Regions from separate parts of the Homo sapiens genome. Here region 1 is linked to region 2. A link is a contact called in ENCODE Hi-C or POLR2A ChIA-PET data. All regions are on one chromosome and are shown on one strand. Each heading gives the region's core, a stretch centred on a gene start or an enhancer-like site at or near the end of the contact. The rest is flanking DNA. Distances are from core to core; before and after follow the strand shown.

Region 1 (3,598 bases), core at 748-3,247, 89 kb before region 2:
GAGGCAAATTCAAAGATGTCCTATAGGTACGCATATATTATACAATTTATGTTGCATCAGCTTCACTCTGCTTTTGTAATATGAAGGCAGACATACATAAAGTGCTGTAGTTTACCAAATTCTGGTTTAAACCAAAATGAATTTTTTTATTTTTTAATTTCACTGAGACATATGTCTGAAAAATGGTTTGATACTTTGTGTCTTTCAATCAAATCAATCAAGTTTAAGCACTCCATCTCTTCATTTCTCTAGCTCTAAGGGGGTCTTGGAATAATTAAACCGATGAATGATAAGCCATGACTTTTCTTGTAACAGGCCTGGGAGAGACAGACCAGTCAGTAGCCTGGGAGCTTCTGATGGATAGAATAAGGTTTGGGTTAAGTTCTGCATGTTGCTTCCAAAGACTGCAATGCACTTCATACTTATTCAGATGGTGTTTTAATTCCTCATCTTACATGTTAAAATCCTCCCAGGAAGAAGGATCTGAAGATAGGAGATAAGAGGTAAAGTCAGCCAAAGATTGTATAACAGTCACACCCACCAAGAAGTACATGCCTCTTGGAACTGGGATTGGGAAAGTAGGCCAGGGTCAGACAGTTGGTGACACTTCATACCCCTTTATTAATTTTTTGTCTATGGCAATAACAAGAAAAAAATTGAATACTTCCTTTTAAAAGCACATATTTTTAAGAGTGTTAAATGACGTCAAGATAAGATAAAGCAGGGTTTTGATATGCTGTTGCTCTTCTCCCAATAACCCTCCCTCCCAATTCTTCTGACAAAAATAGAGGAAGCATTAAGAAGATGAAGGAAGGAAGGAAGGAAGGAAGGAAGGAAGGGTTGATGGATTGTGATGATTTATCTTGGGCTCATTCTCATTGACATAGCTCCATACATGCTGCCTGCTATCTTCAGTCAGGCTCCCAGAACTCCAGAACTCTAGGGGTAGTAAGAGGCAGTTCAGGCTTTCTCTCTTTCCTGACCCCTGGATGACTTCTTCTACAAGAAGCTGACATTCATTGAACAGGTTATCCCAATGTACTACAAAGTCTAGAGATCACTAATGTCAGAAAAGTTAGGATACACTGGTTTGTTCTCTTTAACACTGGGTTCTTAAAATTTAATAGGCATAAGAATCATCTAATGGCTTATTAGAAACAGATATTTATGAAGTATATTTCCAGAGATGCTGATAATAGGTACGGGTAAGATCCTGAATTTCCATATCTAACAATGTTCCTAATTTTTAGAGGAATTTGTTGCAGATGTTTGGGAATCATGCTGTGAAAAATAACAGATCAGCTCCAGAGTGTTCAAAACAACTGAATAAAAAAACTATAGAAACTTATCATTATTTAAATAACTGTTAAAACTCTTCTTGAGTATAAATTAACTGCATGAAAAATAATTCTATCACTATAAATTTTAATTAGAAAACTTAAGACACAGCTTTTCATTTAGACAAAAGGCTCTTGGGAAATCAATAATCAAATGATAAAATTTAGCATAGTATGTATTTTGTAATCAACAAAGAAGACATACTAGTCCTAGCAAAAATATTAAATAGCTATTTTATGCTATGGCAATTGAATTTAGAATAATATGATTTTTATTTTAAAGGTGTGCTTACACTGATGAGGGATTTTTAAAAATCAAAATGCCTTGTTAAATTCTCCTCAAACAATGAATGTTCTGGGAAAGAAAAAGAGTCCACTCCAATTTTAACTGCAATTTCTATATTAAATACAATAGTTTGAGCTATGTGTTAATAATACATGGTTTACAAATAAACTGAGTTATTAAAAATGAAATACATTATATTGTTCAGAACATAAGGCAATTTACCACAAAGCAGTACTCTGACTCACTGCATACAAAGAAATGCATTTTGTTTTAAAACAGATTTATCTCCTTTTGAATCATTTTAAAACTTGAATTTCAGGATTTTAATAGCCTAAATAAAAGTACCACATTCTTCTGAACTTATTCCTTAGAGGCGTGAGCATTCCACCACTATGAATAAATCTGACTCTAAGTAAGCACGGAAGAACCCAGATTGCCTGATACGAAGCCTCGAGATGACTCTTTATCTTTGTTCTTATTTGTTCTTCTAATAAACACTTAGAATGTATTTTGGAAAAAATAAAATCTGTACCTGCCAAAAAATCTGTACCTGCCTTCTATTTTGTGTAGAAAACTACACAAAATAATTTACACTTGTGTGGCCAGGCGCGGTGGCTCATGCCTGTAATCCCAGCACTTTGGGAGGCTGAGGCGGGTAGATCACGAGGTCAGGAATTCAAGATCAGCCTGGGCAAGATGGTGAAACTCCGTCTCTACTGAAAACACAAAAAATGTGCCGGGCGTGATGGCAGGCGCCTGTAATCCCAGCTACTCGGGAGGCTGAGGCAGGAGAATGGCATGAACCTGGAAAGCGGAGATTGCGGTGAGCCGAGATCACACCACTGCACTCCAGCCTGGGCGACAGGGCGAGACTCCGTCTCAAACAAACAAACAAAACAAAAAAAATAATTTACACTTGGGTAGTTTTCTACTGCCAACATTTTTCATCAATGTCCTTCATATATTTTATATCTATCCTTCATATATGGACCATGTATGGCAAATATGCAGATCTAAATTCATCTTAACATGGGAAAATTAAAATAAAGTATCAAGCCATTTTTCATATAATTTGGTCAAATAATATTAAAATATTTACTCTAAAAGTGAAAACATTACTAAAGAAAAAGGAAATAACATACACAACCTAAATTTTCTGCTTAAGTATCCTTTTCATTTCGTAGCTGATCTACTCTGGCAAATGGGTAGAGAAATATAACCTTGGCCTTGAGTTTACTGAAGGTGGAAAGTTGAAAGCTCTGGATAGAAAGCAGTTACTAGGAATGCTCTTACCCTTAACAGTGTGTACATTATTCAGTACATTTGTGTTATAAACTTCTTTAGAAAGGCAGTGTTATTCTGACTTTTATGTAAATTGATTTAATCAGATAATGTGGTTGTCCTTCTAAACACTTAGCTGAGATTAGCCGCCTGTTGTGCATTGAATTATGGCACCCCTAAAAGACATGTTGAAGTCTTAACCCCTGGTACCTGTGAATGGGACCTTATTGGGAAATACATCATTTGCCAGTGCAATCAAGTTAAGATGGATCCACCAATTAACTTTATTATAGTAATTATTTTACTATGTATATGTATATCAAAAGCATGCTGTATATCTTATTTATACAATTTTCATCCATCAAATATACGTCAATAAAGAAAAGATGGAAAGAAAAAGATGAAAATCACACTGGACAGGGTTAGGCCCTAAATCCAATGACTGGTGATATGAGAGAGCTTTGGAGACACACAGACTCACAGAAAGAAGTCTATTAAAGAAGAAACAGAGATTGTAGTTAAGCTGCCACAAACCAAGAAACTTGCTAGCAACCACCAGAAGATAGAGGGAGCAAGAAATGATTCTTTTTGGAGCCATCGGAGAAAGCCTGACACTATCGACACCTTCAGTTTGGACTTCTAGCCTCCAGAATTGTGAAAGAATAAATGTTTGTTGTTTGAAGCCACCCAGTTT
Region 2 (3,636 bases), core at 367-2,866:
TCATTTCTCTAAAATATTAAACCATAAATTTTGTGGGGTAGTTTTGTTTTTAAGATTTCAATACATGAGAAATTGAGAGCACAAATTTTATTATTTAAATGACCCCTCCCGATGTTCACTCCATCCCCCTTGCTCATATTCATTCATCGAACACAACTCTTTATTTTCTCGCACTCCAACTAGAAATAATAAAACGGTAAACATGGTTTCAGAAGAAACGACTACTGTTCTAAGAAAACTTCTACAGCAATACCGTCTGGTGCTAAGATACTACACAACTCTGGAAGCACCCAAATAGTGCAGGAGCTTCTTGGTACAATGTTTTCTAATCCTCCTATATCGCTCTTTTAGCCACTACACCTAAAGAAAAATAAGAGCTTTGGCTTATTGCAATTTCAAAGAAGATTTTAAAGGGTAAGTTTGGTGCTACTCTCATCTCCTTCAAGAAAAAGCTTCTTATCCTCAAGAGTTGCTGAGCTTTTGATAGTGTTGTTGCTGAAAGAGATTCACCACCTAGGCAAGTCCTCCGTTCTTAACCTGGAAGTAAGACCAATTCCGCAGGAACAGGTAAAATAGGTGTATTTCCTGTACTCAGCTAAGACGCCTCTCAATGAACAGAACAAACCTAAGCAATGCAAATAGTTCTGCGCTTTAAAACAACAATAACAAAAAGTTTGTTTCCAAAGGGTTTGGTTTTTGTCTTTATTTTTTCACGCTTGATAATACCCTTAACAGCCCAGGTGCTGAGTAACACACAAAGTAACTGTACAGAAACCAGGATCACAGCGTGTCTGTGTCAATTTCCTGAGGTGACTGTCAGAAAATCTGGACAGGCACCATTGTGTAGAGGGAATGAGGTCAGAATTCACTAAGGACCATTCACCCTGGGAAGGAATAGGACGGGACAGTCGGGCTCGAGAGCCAGGCTTTGGGAAAGGAGAGAAGGTGGGTCAGGGAGGACTTTGTGGAGAAGGCTTTGTCAGCGCGAGATCGGGTGAAGGGTGGCAGATAGGGGCGTTTGTGCACTGGCATAAGGTGGGAACGCAGGGACAGTAACAGTAGAGATGACCCTGTTTGGGGTGACCAGAGGGTCGGGGCCATCTACTGCTGCTAGTGTGGGAGCCTGGGGGCTGGAAGGTGAGGCGGGACTGCGAGCTGCAGGCAGCTGTCCCCAAGACGGAGAGGGGTTCAGGTTGCCAGCAGGTGGAGTTGAAATCAAACATCCCCTTGGGGACCACAGAGCAACACCCTCCCTGGACCCTCTGCCTGGAGGACGGGGAATCACAGCAGCTGGTTTGGGGTGCCTCCCAAACCAAAAGATGTTCTCTCCGCGCCAAGCTTTGACGCCCGACCCCCTGCACTCTCCCGCCTACTCACCGGTCCTAGGGGTAAAGCGCCATCCGGGGCGCTCGCGAGGGCTGCGCGGCGCAGGAGGCAGGCAGGGCCAGGCGGCGGTGGCGGCGCTGTCCTAAGAGCGCGACTGGGGCTGGGGGACACCGAGGCAGCGACAGCGGCGGGGGCGCGGGGAGCTGCAGGGGAGAGCAGTGAATCTGGAGCTGCTGCGCCGCGCGCGCTCTCTGCCCATCTCCGGCTTCGCTGAAGCTGCTACAGCTACTGCCGCTGGAGGGGAGGGAGGCGAGGGGGAGGGGAGGAGGCACGCGGTAGGGAGGGACGGAAGAGCAGGAAGGGTGGGGGGTGAGCAAGGGAAGAGGGGGAGATGGTCGCCCAGAGTTGAGGGGGTGGGGAGGGAGGCGCGCAGGAGCCCAGCAGAGGTTCCCACTAAATGAGCTTGGGAGGGGAAATGTAAGATGAGGCGATGGGTCTCTCCCCCGCCCTCCTTCTACCCTACCCTCCTTCCCCCTTCGCGCCCTTTCCTTGGGCTCTTCCTCTCGTGGCTCAGGCTGGGGGTTACCCAAGCTTGGCAGCAGCCGCGGCTTCAGCGCGCTGGTGCGAGTGCTGAGTCCGGGAGGCAGCCTCTACAGCTCTCCCCGCCACCGGCCTGTGGCACCTGTGCGCGCACACTGCCGCCCGCTCCATTGCGGCGGCTCCTGGACCAGGATCCGCAGCCTGTCGCCCTCCTTCTCTCCTCTTTCTGGGCAGATTATGATCCTACATGTGCATCCATGACATCTGTATAGTCCCCCATTGGTGTTTGTTTCCCTGGGCGCTCTTTGGCACTGGCTGTCCCGCCAGAAGGCGCCAGCAGGGAGCTCAATGCCGGCAACCATCGCCTGCCCCTTGGAGCTGTTGCCTGGGCAGGGGTGGCCTTGGTTGTTTACCGCCGGGGTTGACCAGCTAACGAGGTAAAAAAAGAAATTTATACATATATCGTTTTAACCCAATTGCCTCGGACCGTGTTCTCAATGATCTAGGAAGGTTGTAAGTGTGAAGGGCATAGTGACAGCCCATTACCTTCTGTCTTGGCTTCCTTCCTCCCTTTTCTCAACATTCTAAAAACCTAGGGATTGAAAGATCTCTGAATCTCTTTATCACAGAGCTTTTCATTTCCCCCTGCATTTTCCTAGGGTTGGTCCCGCTTTCGTAGTGTGGATTTTCGTTTCCTCTACTTGACTCTAAATCAATCCTGTATATTCGCAAACTACAAAGAGGCGCATGCAAATAGATACTGTACTGAGGGCAGATACACGCGCGAGATCCAGAGGGTGAGTTAACACACATTCAGTAAATATAAAAACAAGTGGAACATTATTAACTGATTTCTGTGAGCCGTAATTTTATTTTATAATTTTCACGTGGTAATTGGGGATAGACAGGGAGCAAGTAGATTATGTGTCTAAAAGATATGACTAGAAAAAAAAGTCTGGTAAAACTCTCCTCAAATAACATAACACATAAAGTGAGCTAATTATTCCCAGACATTCCCAGGAGGGAAAGAGATTCTGATTTTGTTTGGCTGGCTGGTTGTGTTGCTTTAAAAAAAAATGAAGTAATCTTTCAGTTGGTGGATTCGTTTTTTTAAAAGCCTAAAGGATCATAGTCTCTAGAATAAATAAGGTAGGCATTTCATTTTACATAAGTGTGTCTTATATAACAAATGTTCTCATATTTTAAAAAGTGCTCTCTTGACTGTAAATGCAATGTGGAAAAACATTTTCAATGCAATAGGCCATACCTAAATATTGATGAAAAACCTCTAGATTTTCCTGTATACATTCACATGAAGGAAAAAACAATGTTGGAGATAAAGTATTACTTGATGGGCTGGGCGGTATCAACTTGCTAGACTCTGTCCTGTTGAGTATATCTGCTAATGAAAATATTTGGTTCAACATTTACCTAATGACCTGACTGAGAGAACCACCTCCTTATTTAGGGAAAAAATATCTAATTATTCGAATACACCTCCCTTTTAAAAGGCATGTGTTACTGTCTTCAGAGATCCAGAGGTGTACCATGCAAATTCACCCACTGTTATTCTTTCAATAAAGACCATAGAAATAAAAGGTTGGCAAAGACTTACAATTCATTCAGCTCCCTAAGTCTTCTCAGTGGTGCCTATACTACAGAGGTGAACAATAAATTTTGCAAATGCCAGCGGCTACTTGGGCAGAGGATGGTTACCAAGAATTAATTAAATCTCTGTTTTCTCATTTCTGTTTATAATATTTCTCATCC

The links. A loop is a pair of places that touch in the nucleus more often than their neighbours do. ChIA-PET counts read pairs that join two places held with the same protein, here RNA polymerase II (POLR2A). Pooled maps may share reads with other maps.
Region 1: a loop to region 2 is called in a map of PC-9, with 6 times the contacts of the local background. The contact joins the enhancer-like site here to the promoter of FUT9 in region 2. A Hi-C loop is called at or near these places in 1 of 168 maps with a recorded cell type or tissue (PC-9) and 1 of 50 pooled maps. POLR2A ChIA-PET finds 5 or more read pairs at or near these places in 1 of 52 experiments (WTC11).

The regions. Positions count from the first base shown.
Region 1 is chr6:96,103,455-96,107,052 of GRCh38, reverse strand. All of the region lies in intron 1 of FUT9 (fucosyltransferase 9), which reads right to left. Among named protein-coding and RNA genes, the nearest start is that of FUT9, 89 kb to the right of the region's middle. Within about 2 kb of position 1,997, at least 2 of the 41 ENCODE cell types and tissues checked have a DNase peak (open chromatin) inside an H3K27ac peak, as active enhancers do; they include PC-9, where a contact is called at or near this core.
Region 2 is chr6:96,013,954-96,017,589 of GRCh38, reverse strand. It overlaps FUT9 (fucosyltransferase 9), which reads right to left and starts at 1,616. Exons shown (of 3, transcript NM_006581.4): 1 at 1,378-1,616. It overlaps LOC107986626 (a long non-coding RNA gene), which reads left to right and starts at 2,157. Exons shown (of 3, transcript XR_001744263.2): 1 at 2,157-2,303.